2 separate regions of the Homo sapiens genome follow, and region 2 is linked to region 1. A link is a contact called in ENCODE POLR2A ChIA-PET data. All regions are on one chromosome and are shown on one strand. Each heading gives the region's core, a stretch centred on a gene start or an enhancer-like site at or near the end of the contact. The rest is flanking DNA. Distances are from core to core; before and after follow the strand shown. Region 1 overlaps LOC105374903 (a long non-coding RNA gene). Region 2 has its middle 66 kb from the start of RREB1.

Region 1 (7,670 bases), core at 1,245-3,744:
AGAGATGGGGTTTCACCATGTTGGTTAGGCTGGTCTCAAACTCCTGACCTCAAATGATCCGCCCACCTCAGAATTAGGTTTTAATGTTATAATTTGATAATTATCCTATTCAACAACATATCAAATCTGAAAGAAATCACATGAATTTTTTTTTATTATTATACTTTAAGCTCTAGGGTACATATGCACAACGTGCAGGTTTGTTACATAGGTATACATGGGCCATGCTGGTTTGCTGCACCCATTAACTCGTCATTTACATTGGGTATTTCTCCTAATGCTATCCCTGCCCCAGCCCCGCACCCCACGACAGGCCCCAGTGTGTGATATTCCCCTCCCTGTGTCCAAGTGTTCTCATTGTTCAATTCCCACCTATGAGTGAGAACATGCAGTGTTTGGTTTCCTGTCCTTGTGATAGTTTGCTCAGAATGATGGTTTCCAGCTTCATCCATGTTCCTGCAAAGGACATGAACTCATCCTTTTTTATGGCTGCATAGTATTCCGTGGTGTATATGTGCCACATTTTCTTTATCCAATCTATCATTGATGGACATTTGGGTTGGTTCCAAGTCTTTGCTATTGTGAATAGTGCTGCAATAAACATACGTGTGCATGTGTCTTTATAGCAGCATGATTTATAATCCTTTGGGTATATACCCACTAATGGGATCGCTGGGTCAAATGGTGTTTCTAGTTCTAGATCCTTGAGAAATCACCACACTGTCTTCCACAATGGTTGAATTAATTTACACTCCCACCAACAATGTAAAAGTGTTCCTTTTTCTCCACATCCTCTCCAGCATCTGTTGTTTCCTGACTTTTTAATGATCGCCATTCTAACTGGTGTGAGATGGTATCTCATTGTGGTTTTGATTTGCATTTCTCTGATAACCAGTGATGATGAGCATTTTTTCAAGAAATCACATGAATCTTTAATCTGGGGCTTTAGCTAATGTATCTTGAAAATTTTAGAAGTTGTGAAAAAAATTGAGTTATGGTAAAAATGACCAGCATTAGTAAATATCAGGCTTTATTTGAATGTGCTTTTCTTTGCAGCTAATGACACCTCCTAAGGATGAGTTTTAAGAAGAGCTGCAAAGAATTTTTTATATTTAAAAAAGTGAGGAAAGAGTCTTTTTTAGCATTCAATAATTCTTACAAAAGTTTCCCTTAATTTGCTATCATAATACTAACCCTAGTGAGTGATAAGTTTTCTTTCTTCCTCCCTTCCTTTCTCTCTCTCTGTCTCTGTCTGTATCACACAAACACACACAGACACACACACACACACGCAATTAGGAAGAATAAGAGGTGACTTTGTGGATGAAAAGCTGTTTTTCACTTCCCTCTACCATATAACTGAATTTAGACTATTCCCAAATACCCAAATTTTAATAATGGGTGTTCCTTTAACAAATAAACAAGCAAATATATAATGCCAGGGAAATCTCCAGAACACTCTGAGTTGATGGCGCTGTTATCATCAAAGGGGGCTTCCCTTTTGTTTGCTGCCCTGGAGTTTCCCCATCATGGAATGATGAATTGGAATCAGACATGGGAGAGCAGAAAGGGGGCCTCTCTTGTCTAAAGTGGGAGACAGGCTATCATGAAGGAACTCTGGGGCACCTTCTCAGTCCAACCGCCTTAAGAAAGAGTGCACGTGGAAGATGAGAATCTGCAAGTTGATTCTCTTAAGACTAGCCAAGCTGTGCCTCCCGGAAAGTCTTCAAGAACCCAAAGTTAGGGGGTGCCCAGTGAGTTGGAAGATTATAAGAGTAAAGAAGAATCATGAAGAGGGAAGGCATTTCTCTCTTTTTTTTTTCTTTTTCTCATTTTCCCTTTTTAAGATAAAAAAAGTTCTTAAAATTTACATATATCCTCGGGACTTTTCTTTTAATAGAGATGAGGACTGATTATGTTGCCCAGGCCAGCCTCAAGCGATCCTTCTGCCTTGGACTCCCAGAGTGCTGGGATTACAGGCGTGAGCCACTGTTCCTGGCCTTGGCTGGCATTTCTTAATTAAGGGGAGAGCCTCACCCATGATCACAACTCACCTATATGCAGCAGAATTGGAGAAAACTGTTCAGCAGCTCCCAGAAACTTCCCTGGGGCTTGTGTACTGAGGGGCCATAGAAATTGCTTTCTATAGATTGTAAGCTCTTTGAGGGCAGGTACTTTGTCATATCCTTCTTTCCTATTTCCCCCGAGGGCCCAGGAGTGTGCCAGGCACGTGGGAGTCCTGCACAAACACACAGCAAAAGGCCTTTTCTATTTCATGGAAGTGAAGGACTTGAAGAGTCCTCTAGAGTTCTTCCAGTTCACTCTCTCGTGCACTATGAATGAAATCCAAACCCTTAAAGACAGCTGAGAATTCATCAGAGTTTTAACGAGCAAGAGAAGGATTCCAATAATACCACTTGTTGCCTCATTTCAGAGTCTACCAGACTACAGTTCAGAGATGCTTCCTTATGAGTCACTTAAGTGCCTGTGTGATTTCACTGTAGACTGAGGAGGCTGGTCCCATCACCAGCGCCCTTGACCTCCACAGGTCAGTTATAGCTTTCTTCCCCTCTTCCTTCCTCAGGCTGGTAAATCTTAGTTATTTTTATATCTCAGAAGGGTAGCATATTTTTGGGAGGTGTTCTCATTTACCTTCTCTTATTATGAGCTGGGAGAATTCAAGTTTAAGAGGGAAAAGATTTAAAAAAACTATCATAATAATATAATAATGATAAAGGCCAGGCACAGTAGCTCATTCCTGTAATCCCAGCATTTTGTGAGGCTGAGGAGGGAGGATTCCTTGAGGCCAAGAGTTCAAAGATAGCCTAGGCAACATAGCGAGACCTTGTCTCTATTTAAAAAAAAGTTTTAAAATTAAAAAAAAAAAAAGGAAAAGATGGTTACACCTCTTTCTTTCTTTCCTTTCTTTCTCTCTCTCTCTCTCTTTTTTTTTTTTTTTTTTGAGATGGAGTCTTGCTGTGTTGCCAGGCTGGAGTGCAGTGGTGCAATCTTGGCTCACTGCAACCTCTGCTTCCCAGGTTCAAGCCATTCTCCTGACTCAGCCTCCCAAGTAGCTAGGATTACAGAAGTGCACCACCACACTCAGCTAATTTTTGTATTATTGGTAGAGACAGGGTTTCACCATGTTGGCCAGTCTGGTCTCGAACTCCTGACCTCAGGTGATCCACCCGCCTCGGCCTCCCAAAGTGCTGGAATTACAGGCGTGAGCCACCGCGCCCGGCCACAGCTCTTTCTAACTTAACATCTTTGCTATTCATGGGAAAGTGCTGTATATTTGTTGTTTCCTAATCCTCCCCCTCTCTCATTAAGTGACAGCTGCGTAACCTAATGTCGGCTTTTTCTTAGTCCTCCATGCCCTTGGTGGTAACTGGGCACCAGGCTGCCGAGGAGAAAGATTGTATTTCCCTCGCAGCGGATTGTAGCCCCAAAGATATCAACAGCCATGTTACATGACAGCCAAAGGGAGAGCTGCTTAAAAGACAGTGCTTTTTGTCTTTTCTTTGCCTCTCCTGCTAGTTGCTTGCTTTCAGTTATCTGTTGTTGTGTACCAAGTCACTTCTATAATTAGTGGCTAAAAGCACTATAATTTATTACTTTTTGTGATTCTGTAGCTGGGAAATCTGGGAGGTTTCTCACGCCAGTCTTGCCTGATATCCCAGCTGCTGTTGGATCTAAGATGGCCTCATCCACATGTCTGCCAGCGGGGGCTCCTCAGTTCTTCTCTGGGAAGTGTCTCCTTCTCCCAAAGCCACATGCACCTTATCACAACATGGCAGCCTCAGGGTTTCAAGAGGGAGAGAGAGGAAGCTTCAAGATTGCTTAAGGACTAGGCTCTGTAATTTATACAACGCCACTTCTGTCAAATTCTACTGGCCAAACTGGATTCAAGGGTGAGGAACTAGACCCCACATCTTGATGGAAGAATAGACAGTGTCATTGACATTGCAAAGGGCTTTAAAACAAGGAGGCGTGATTCATTGGAGGACCATTATTAAAAACAATCTGCCGCATCAGTGGCTGGAATATGGACACGATGCTATTAAGTAGAATTTAAGCAGCTGTCTTGGACAAGCTCTGGAGGCCCTGTGCTAAGAAAATTGGAGAAACAACTTGGAAAGAGTCCCTGACACTTTGTGAAGCCTCCTTATGAACCATGGACTGTCTACCTCCAGTGTGGTTTCATTTGAGAGGTCGATAAATGCCTGTATTGTTTAGGCCACTGTCATTTTGGACCTTCTGTCACTTGCAGCCAAATCTAATCCTAACTTACATGCTTTCCAATACTCACCCTCTTACATTTTCAGCTCTACTTACCAGCCGAGGCTACCACCACACAGAGTGTACTGCAGTTTCAGGCTTGGAGAGGAAGGGAGGAAGCCTAACCCTCGGGAGACCCCGTCATGTTTTGATGTCATTGCATGTCCCATTTGGCCAGCCCGGAAAAAATAAAATGAGGAAGGTGAGCAGGAGGGATGTTGCCACGGGACTGAGGAGGTTAGGGGTTGTCATGGGCCTGCCTGAAACATTGCCTGGTCCCATTATTGGTCAATGTCATCTCAGCAATGAACCCAGGGGAGAGCCCAGGAACCACAGTGGCAGGTCTAAGAATGTTCCAGGCAAACTGAAAAAGCCAAACTTGCCCATGCATAGACGCTGTGGATCAGTGGTTCATTTGGATGTGGTCAAAAGTGGGCCTGCTCCCTGATATAATGATAAGCTATGTATCTCGGATTCCATCTGGAAGCCATTTTCAGATTTGCATTATGAAGAGATGATGTTGAGTTGGGGCTCTCTGAACTCATCTGTTTTGCATGTGCACAGGGGTGGGTTTTAGAGATGAACAGCAGCTTTTCTCTTCCCCACTTTTTCTTCAAGTTTGATGGTTAGGTTTGGGCTTTATTTATAACTTGTCACATGGAGAAATACAGCAGGGCACTATTCAGAGGCCATGCAGCATCATATCATTTTACAAATTCCCCACTCGTAATTAGTTTAGGCTGTTTTAAGTCTGCATTTTTTTTTTCTATAATGATATAGTAGACACAAAGTGTTAACTGGAAACAGAAATATTCGCCTCTTTCTCTGTCCCACCCTTACCCCCACCACATCACCTTCCTCTACCCGCCAGGGGGTACCCTGGTAGCATATCTATCCCAGTGACGGGCAAGTCTATCTGGAGGCTTCAGCCACTCTTGGAGGCCAAGGAACCTTGAACGCTTATCTCATCCCTTTGTCTCCTCCCAACAGAATGGCCCACAAACAACCTGGACAGATAGAAGGCTGCTTTTAAAGAAGCTCACAGACACAGCTGATTGATTCTGCGACCTTGCTTTGTTACTCATCTCTGAGTTTAGAGGCTTCACTGCCAGGGACCTTGTCCAGAGTTTCTGAGACCTCCAACAGCCTGTGGTCTCCTGGTCACTCAGACCCTACTGGTGGCTTCAGATGCTGGATCTTGCTGATGTTTGAATTAGCTCTCTGTGAAGGGCATGCTGGTGAGGCCACATACCAGGAAACCATGACAAACAACAGAATTACAGTCTGGTTAAAAAAGAAAATATACATATGCACATATGTATATTCCCCTACCCCAGGGGTTGAGACTTTTTTTGGCATAAATTTACATATATTTTGGCACAAATTTGCATAGAGGTACACGAGAACCTCTCATTTACAGCACTAAAATTTGTATTGTTCCCCTTAGACCCTTGTCACTGGCTGTTACTAATGTACTGAGTTTCACCAGTTTGTCCTCCATTTCCTAGAATTTGTTCTAATTTTTAGGAAATGCTTACTAAATATCACCATTGTGTGTGGTGAAATCCAGCCCTAGAGGACATCAAAAGGTCTCTTGTTAGCTGGTAGCTATTGTTAGGTATTATCTGTAGAGACATCGGGTTTCCTGGAAACATCCCATAGAGCTGTCCAAAAGTATTAATTATTAAATTGGGCCTTTAACTGTATTTATAGAAATTATAATATTACGTTTATATGTATAGAAAAGAGATTATATCTAAGCCTTATATCTGTATAAAAAAAGGATTTTACCAAAAGTACTGGAAGGTGCATTATAGTTACTCTCAAATGTAATATTAGGGATTTATATTTACATATATTTGAGACAGGGTCTCACTCTGCCCAGGCTGGAGTGCAGTGGTGTGATCTCTCGCCTCACTGCAGCCTCCACCTCCTGGGCTCAGGTGATCCTCCCACCTCAGCCTCCCAAGTAGCTGGGATTACAGGCACACTCCACCATGCCTGGCTAATTTTTTATATTTTTTGTAGAGACAGGGTTTTGCCATGTTGCCCAGGCTGATCTCAAACACGTCGGCTCAAGTGATCCTTCCACCTAGGCCTCTCAAAGTGCTAGGAGTACAAGCATGAGCCACCATGCCCAGCCAATATTAGATATTAATCATTGTTCAAGAACAATGTTATCAAACCTACCTGTGAGCTGGGGCAAGTTGTGTCACTCCCCTGGAGCCTCAGTTTCTTCCTCTGGAAACTGAGGGAAACTACACCAAATCTGAGTGTTTCCCTAATCTCAGGCAGCTGACGTCCCCTTTAGAATTTTTGCCATCTTCTCATGTCATTTATACTATTTCTTCATATTTTTCTGGAATTTAATAACTTTTCAACTTAAACTGGCATGATCTACCTTAGCCTAGTCCCAAGCAAAAATCTCTGTGAAACTACGTGTTCGCTGTACTCTTTTTTCTTGCATATTAAAATAAATGCATGACTCTTAAAATGTTTTTAAGGTGCTCGTTTGTATTCACTTGAAATTTTCTCAGGTCCTGCTGCACTTTGAGAATGTGATACAAAAAGCTTCAGTGGTGTGCACGAGGAGCTTGGTATAAGGCCCAGCCCTAGCAGTCATAAATGGTAGCTGAGGCAGAAACAGCTAGGTTCCTACCTCAACATTCTCCTTTCAATACAGTAACGTGCTGACTTTCAGTTGGGCACACAACCGAAACCATTTCCCAGGATTCTTCGCAGCTAGATAGAACCATGTAACTTTATAATATAAATGTAAACATAATATTTTGGACTATGCTTGGACTAAACAAAACATTTAGTAAAGCTGGGCATGGTGGGGTGTGCCTGTAGTCCCAGATACTCTGGAGGTTGACAGGGCAGGAGGATCGCTTGAACCCAGGAGTTTGAGGCTGCAGTGAGCTATGATCTATGATCACGCCACTGCTCTCCAGCCTAAACAACGTAGTGGGACCTTGTCTCTAAAAAAAGAAAATACATTTAAAAATATATTTGGTGAGGTTTCTGAGTATCCCCCTTACGAAAGAGAAGGCATGTACTTCTGCAACTTCCTCCATTCTGCTTACTCAAACTTGAATGGGAGGGCAGCTATTTCAAACCATAAAGATGAGGGCTGTCCCCTAGGGATGGTAGAACTAAGAGCCAGAAAAGACTAAGTTCTCGATAATCATTTGGAACTGCAATAGTGGTCCTGGACTACCTATCTCTAGACTTCTTTTACATAGGGAGAAATATACTTCTCTGTGAAGCCACAACCTTTTAGGATTTTCTGTCACTTGCAGGTGAATATAAATCTGTTGGATACAATATTGTGTGCATGGTAGGTGGGCCGTCAGTGGTGAGCCGGGGCTGCCATTCAGGTAAGAACTGAC
Region 2 (7,460 bases), core at 51-2,550, 170 kb before region 1:
TACCGAGATCATCCGCACACTCCATGCACAGATGGCACAGGGCTAGATGTGACTTAACCTAATTATTCTGCCCTTTCTGGCTCTTACTTCTAGAAATAGTCATCAAAAAAAGGGAGACTTTGAAAGACTTATTTAGGTCTCTCTACCTGAAAGAAGAGAAAATTATTTTGGAGGCAAATGAATTTCTAACTTTCCTGAAAGAAAGGGAGATTTTTTTTTTTTTTATGACTTGTCTGAGGAGAAGTCAATGAAGAGGCTGTTGCACACAATAGCTATTGAGTCACAAATAACACATGCACCCTGGAAGATTCCACTATTTGGCACGTATGGTGGCTAAAAAAGTGGAGAATCTTCTTGGTTTCTCTTCCCACCCAGCCTTTCTTAGGTACTTTGACGAGAAGGCACCTCTCACTTTCTATGAGCTTTGTAGGACCCTGAGCCATATTACCATCAGCTAAAGTCTTTATTTATTTTTAATTCTTGAGACAGAGTCTCGCTCTGTCACCCAGGTTGGAGTGCAGTAGCACAGTCTCGGCTCACTGCAACCTCTGCCTCCCGGTACAAGTGATTCTCTGGACTCAGCCTCCCGAGTAGCTGGGATTACAGGTGCCTGCCACCATGCCTGGCTAATTTTTGTATTTTTAGTAGAGACGGGGTTTCACCATGTTGGCCAGGGTGATCTCGAACTCCTGAGCTCAGGTGATCTGCCCACCTCGGCCTCCCAAAGTGCTGGGATTACAGGCATGAGCCACTGCGCCCGGCCAATAATGAAGTCTTTAACTGGCCATTTTCCTCAGTGTATTTTTTCCTCATCATGTCCACTTCAAGATGGATGAAGAAGCAGCCTCTCTAACCACCCCAACTTTAAATCCAGTAGGATTGTCTGCCAGAAATAAACCCCTCTCTTCAGGAAGACAAAGGCCAGGTGTTTCAGGCTGACAGCTTCTGAGATCTCCCCTACACTACATAAATCGTCACCACTCGCTGGGTAGACAAATAAGAGGAAGCCACTTAAAAAGTTTATCAAAAAGTAGAAAAAGTTATTCAAAAAGTAGAGATGGGGTCTTGTTATGTTGCCCAGGCTGGTCTTGAACTCCTGGCCTCAAGTGATCCTCCTGCTTTGGCCTCCCAAAGTGCTGGGATTACAGGTGTGAGCCACCGTGCCTGCCTGGAAGCCACTTATATTTGAGAGTTGGGAGGAAGGGACGGCTTTCTGGACCCAAGGAAACAGCAAGGCAGCAGGGCAGGGAGCAGGTGCTACTGGCAGGTGGCCGGCACTGCTGCTGGCCTGGAGGGTGAGGGACAGCAGGAAGACGGCAGACTAAGAGGCTGCACGCTTTGTGGAAATAGCTGAAAATAGAACGTGAGGTTAGGCCCTGAGAATTCGACTCCTGCTAATGGCAAAGAGAGAAGCCGAGGTCTTCCGTACGTAAGACCAAGGCAACAAATAGGGCCATTGCACACCCTGGGTCTGGCCTGCCTGCCTAGGATGCCAGCTCTCAGCCCTCACTCGTGGAAAGAGCTCAACTTTTAATTTTTTTATTTTATTAGTATTATTATTTTGAAACGGAGTCTCACTCTGTTGCCAGGCTGGAGTGCGGTGGCGGGATCTCGTTGCAACCTCTGCCTCCCGGGTTCAAGCGATTCTCCTGCCTCAGCCTCCAGAGTAGCTGGGACTACAGGCGCCTGCCACCACGCCCAGTTAATTTTTATATTTTTAGTAGAGACAGGGTTTGGCCATGTTGGCCAGGCTCGTCTCGAACTCCTGACCTCAGGAGATCCACCCGCCTCAGCCTCCCAAAGTGCTGGGATTACAGCATGGTGAGCCACTGTGCCCGGCAACTTTTTAATAATTTGTCTTCTTGCTGAATAACAAAGCTATCTAAGTAAAAAGATGTGTGTGTGTCTCTGTGTGTGTGTGTGTGTGTTTCACCTACTTGGTTGATTGGGGTCACAGTTGCAGTTTACACTGAGCCTCTAAATTTTATTTGGAAGACAAAGCAATATTTCTTTTGCTTCTTTTTTCTTTTTCTTTCTCTGTCCTGCTTTTAGGCAAGAAAGCAATATTTCATATCACAAGTTCAGCTGCTGCTGCTGACAGACAGTTTGCTCTGACTGTTCTTCACCAGACGAGGCAGGTTAAACTCTTGTCAGCCATATGTTGATTTGTTAACACTACCCATGTCCCAGGTAGCAGGCTCAGATGGGTCTCAAAATAGACCAGGCACACATGGCTGATAAGATCCCAGTGGGCAGAAGATAATGTTACACCATCTATGACATAACCTCTAGAATAATCACTGCTGCCCTTTGCTCCAGAGTCCAGCTCCAGTGCATGCAAACGTGGAAAGTCCTCAAACAGTGGGGGGTTTAGTGTGTGTGTGCTTTCCTTGAAATTGGTTAAACTTCCACTCAGCTTTGGAAGCTTCTAATAAGCGGTTCACAGCCTTTTCTTCTCTTTCTTCTCCTTTTTTGCTTCAGTGGGATGGATGGCCAAACAAACTTTCTGGTGGCTGTTAAGAAGAACAAAATTCTTTGCAGAAGCACGTGCCAGTGTTTTACAATGCACAGCACACATCGAGGCCTGCGGCACACACTGGAACACAATCGGATTCTGGAGCTCTAGGGACAAAGAGCACTGCTAATTTGTGCAGCCGCTGCCTTAGAATGGTGAGCAGGGAGGACACTCTAAGGAGAGGGAGTCAGGGCATCAGCGCAAATTGGTTTTCCAGGCGAAGGAAGGGGAAAGCCTCATCTTGGAAGAAATTTCAGTTTCTGTGGACCTGTGGACCTGATGTCGGGTTACCTCGCCCCTCCCCAGCAGGAGCCGAATGCCCGTGCCTTCTCTCCTGGAAAGCTGCCTTTCTAAGCTAGAGAACTGCTGCCACAAACCGATTCTGAGAGGAAGGGAATGTACTCTTCATATTTGTAGAGAAAACCAGGAAGTGAGGAGTCGCAGCCCCGGCTTCCTGGTCGGGCTGCTGACTCACACTGTCATCCTTTAAGCGATTTCCTTCATTTCTTTGCACCTCAGTTTCTCAGTTAAATGAAGGATGAAAATGCAATTCCCCTAGAGACATTGGCAATACCTCATTCATGTTTGCATTTCTTTGCGATAACTGGGATTAGAGATCTGATTACTGCAAAGCAGCATTACATGGAAGATTCCATCTTTATTGTCAACTTGAGGCCTATCTTTGAATGAATATCGTTCAAGGTCTTTTGGTCACCTTTCCCACTATTCATTCCATGCTGCCCCCTCCCCACTCCATCTATTCTTTTCCATGGTGACTTCAAGTGATGTCGTTTGCATGAAGTTTTGTCTCCGAGGAGAGGAGGCTTTAATTTCTCTTGGTTCATTCCAGAACATGGTAGTCCATGGATCACCACAGGCTTGACTGGTTGTGGGAGACAGGATTCAGAGGCCAGGAATGGGATCTCAGTCACAACCTCCATGCTCTTTTAAGGAATTTAGGCTGTCCCTTTGTACTTGATTTTCTTTTTCCTCTTCAAAGTGTCGACCTCTTTGTTTGGCTAGGGTGAATACATCACTTCCTCTTTGGGGTCTGCGTTTTGTCTCCTGCTGGGTTTGAAATGTCATGTAATTTGTTGGGTTTTCACTGGATTATGTTTGGAGTTTGTTTGTCTTTTTTGGTGTTCCCAAATCATCACTGGTCACCAGAACCCTCTCTCTTCTACCTCCTGATTAATGATGAGATAGAAGTGCACGCTCCTCAGCATTTGCCAAGAGAGACACATTCATCTTCAACTGCTCTCTCTGGTCTGTTGCCTATGAAGGGAGTTACCCTGCAAGGGGAAAAACAAAAACAAAAAAAACCCCACAGAGCTGTTATCTTTTCTTCCTGCTGAGCAGTCTGGCTGCTCTGTTGCTTTGCTCACTATCTGGCCAAACTTCATTTGAGAGTGATCTCCATGCTCCTCATCCAGAATATGGTGCAAGCCTCAGGTCCTTCTCTCTTCAGACTCCCCAACCTTTCCTTGGCTCCTCATAGAGGACATTTTCTGCTCCTAGAAGCAACATTTCTCTGCTATAATAAGTACCTTTTGGGGGATACACTTGGAATTTATTATTAACTCATCCCACAGCATTATTGATGTACTGCTACGTACCAGGCACTATACTATACTAGACATCAGGTGTGTGATGAGAATAATGAGGCCAGGTGCGGTGGCTCTCACCTGTAATCTCAGCAATTTGGGAGGCCGAGATGGGAGGACGGCTTGAGGCCAGGAGTTCGAGACCACCTTGGTCAACATAGCAAGACCCTGTCTTTACAAAAAATAAAAAATAAAAAAATCAGCCAGACATGGCAGTGTGTGCCTGTAGTCCCAGTTACTCAGGAGGCTTAGGTGGGAGGATCCCTTGAGCCCAGGAGGTGGAGGCTGCAATGAGCTGAGTTTGCACCACTGCACTCCAGCCTGGGTGACAGAGAGAGACCCTGTCTCTAAAATAAAATAAAATAAAATAGGCTGGGTGTGGTGGCTCACGCTTGTAATCCTAGCACTTTGGGAGGCCGGGGCCAGTGGATCTCGAGGTCAAGAGATTGAGACCATCCTGGCCAACATGGCGAAACCCCGTCTCTACTAAAAATACAAAAATTAGCTGGCGTGGTGCGCGCCTGTCGTCCCAGCTACTCTGGAGGCTGAGGCAGGAGAATCACTTGAACCCAGTAGGCGGAAGTTGCAGTGAGGTGAGATCGCGCCGCTGCACTCCAGCCTGGTGACAGAGCGAGACTGTCTCAAAACAAAAAAAAATAAAATAAAATAATGAGACTTATCTCCTGCTTCTAAGAGCAGGGCTGCAGGCAGAAAAGGGGTGGTGGAGGTGCAAGTAGTGATGGAGAGGGCTGAGAAAAACCTGCAGTCATAAGTTACAAGGCAAAGAGAAGCCCTTTTATAGTTCATAAGCATAGTGATTGGGTTTTTGCACAGATGAGACACCTTGTTAAGATGTTGGCACTTTACTCATAAGACATAAACACACACACACACAAACACACACACCAAAAAACAATGCAAAGAGAAAGATTTCTGATGGTGACTTGAATCTAGTAGTGATAATATTCATTGCACAACTTTACCATCTATTATAGCAAAAACATTCCCCCGAATTCTTACTGTGTGCCAAGCACTGTGCTCAGTAATCTCAATCCTTACTCAGCCCTTTGTGGTGAGTTCTATATTCACCCTTATTTTACAGATGAAGGAATGGAGATTTGAGGAGGCTAAGTAATGAGCGCAGGGTGATTAGCTAATATCAAACTCAGGCACTGAGGCTATGCTGTCTAGAGAAAGAAATACATGCTAGGGACCTTCTGGACAGGGTTCTGCCTATACTTGTGACAGCACTGGAAATTAAGTCCTCTCCCCTGTGTTTCTCTGAAAAGAAATAATTTATTTCCTGTGTTCTGGAAGGACATTGGGTGAAGTTGGTTGTGTTTTAAAGCATGTCCATTGACGCCTCTTTTGGTTCCTGAGCCATTAGCAGGAGGCTCCTGCTATATTTCACATGACCCTGTCTTAGTGACCTCTCTGTTGGCCTTAGGGAAAACATGGGGGCCATTTTGCTAATCCAATGAGGAGTATCTGCTTAGAAAGGGAATTTTTTGGGGGGCAATGCCAGTGGCTGAGTAGCTCTCCCTTCTTCGTAAAAAAAAGAGAAGTCGGCTGGGCACAGTGGCTCACGCCTGTAATCCTAGCATTTTGGTAGGCCAAGGCAGGCAGATCACGAGGTCAGGAGTTCGAGACCAGCCTAACCGACATAGTGAAACCCTGTCTCTACTAAAAGTACAAAAATTAGCTGGGCATGGTGGCACGTACCTGTAATCCCAGCTACTCAGGAGGCTGAGGCAGAAGAATTGCTTGAACCTGGGAGGCAGAGGTTGCAGTGAGCTGAGATCGCGCCACTGCACTCCAGCCTGGGCTACAGAGCTAGACTCCATCTCAAAAAAAAAAAAAAGAAAGAAAAGAAAAATAAATCTTTCTAATATTTTTAAAACTATTAAGAACTATGGCCTGACATGGTGGCTCACGCCTGTAATCTCAGCACTTTAGGAGGCCAAGGCGGGCGGATCACGAGGTCAGGAGATCGAGACCATACTGGCTAACGTAATGAAACCCCATCTCTACTAAAACTGCAAAGAATTAGCTGGGCGTGGTGGCGGGCGCTTGTAGTCCCAGCTACTCGGGAGGCTGAGGCGGGAGAAGGGCGTGAACCCGGGAGGCAGAGCTTGCAGTAAGCCAAGATCGTGCCACTGCACTCCAGCCTGGGCGACAGAGTGAGACTCTGCCTCAAAAAAAAAAAAAGAACTCCTTGACCTCAAGAGAGCATCCCTGAAATTGACCTGCTTGTCAAGGTCTTGGGCGATGTCTTTGTTGCTACAGTTAAGGGGCACCTCACAGTTCTTATCTGACTTCTCAACATCATTTGCTGCTGTGATATTTTGAATGAATCTGTTCTCTTGGTTTCCTTCCTCTCTCTGAATGATGCTTTGCTTGTCTCTTCAGGGTTCATGGTTTCCAAAGATATATTTATTCTCTCATCTCAAGGCACTCTCATTTTCAGAGATCTCATTCATTATCAGGGCTTCCACTGTCAGCTTTATGTGAATGGCTTCCAAATCTCTGTCTTCAGACTGTATCTTTCTTCTTGGGTGCACATGTATGCACAACAAGTCTGTGGCTTGAGTAACCTCAAACTCAAAGGGTCCAACACCTAACTTGTCCTCTTTGCCCCAAGCCCTCTTGTGTTATCCCTGAGAAGGGCACCACTGGCCATCAATTGGCCAAAGCTAGGGGCTTTGGCATCATCTTCCATTCTTCCCATTCCCTCTCACAACAACAGCTAATCCTTCAACACTTTCCATTCCATAATTACGCATATCTCTTTATTTCTCTCCACCTCATCACTGCCACCTCAGTTCATGCCACCATCATCTCTTCCCTGTGTGGACTCTTGCTCCTGCCAATTCATGCAACTCAGATAATGTGAGTTTCCTTACCTTCTTAAAACTCTCCAAGGATTGCTACTGCTCTTGGGATAAAATTTAAATGTTTTGATATGGCTCACAAGGCCCTGTATGACCTGGCATCAACTCTTCCTCTATTCCCCCACTTCACACTCATAATTCTCCAATTTCACATACTACATCTTGCCTATGTGGTCTTCAGTACATGCTAATCCATTGGCCTGGATTGGTCTCCCCTCTCCTTGTAAGCTTTCACTTGGCTAATTCTTGCTTGTCTTTTAGAGATAAAGCTTAGATATCACTTAGCTATGACCTCCCAGACTGGGCTAGGTTGTTTTCATCTCTACCCCATCCTCAAACTCCCACCCACTGGGGCCTCTTTCTTCCTATTAGAGCATTTGTCACTCAATATTAATTGGTTTTTGTCTGTATTGTCTAATAGATGAGCTCTGTGAGGCCAGGAATAGAGCG

Evidence for each region. ChIA-PET counts read pairs that join two places held with the same protein, here RNA polymerase II (POLR2A).
Region 2: POLR2A ChIA-PET joins it to region 1 with 11 read pairs in H1. The contact joins two enhancer-like sites. POLR2A ChIA-PET finds 5 or more read pairs at or near these places in 5 of 52 experiments (AG04449, H1, MCF 10A and 2 more).

What each region holds. Positions count from the first base shown.
Region 1 is chr6:6,870,800-6,878,469 of GRCh38, reverse strand. LOC105374903 (a long non-coding RNA gene) reads left to right here. Exons shown (of 3, transcript XR_926431.3): 2 at 4,326-4,480; 3 at 5,269-6,776. Among named protein-coding and RNA genes, the nearest start is that of LINC03055, 11 kb to the left of the region's middle. Within about 2 kb of position 2,494, at least 3 of the 41 ENCODE cell types and tissues checked have a DNase peak (open chromatin) inside an H3K27ac peak, as active enhancers do.
Region 2 is chr6:7,037,996-7,045,455 of GRCh38, reverse strand. No RefSeq gene overlaps it. Among named protein-coding and RNA genes, the nearest start is that of RREB1, 66 kb to the left of the region's middle. RefSeq lists an enhancer at 2,102-2,990. Within about 2 kb of position 1,300, at least 4 of the 41 ENCODE cell types and tissues checked have a DNase peak (open chromatin) inside an H3K27ac peak, as active enhancers do.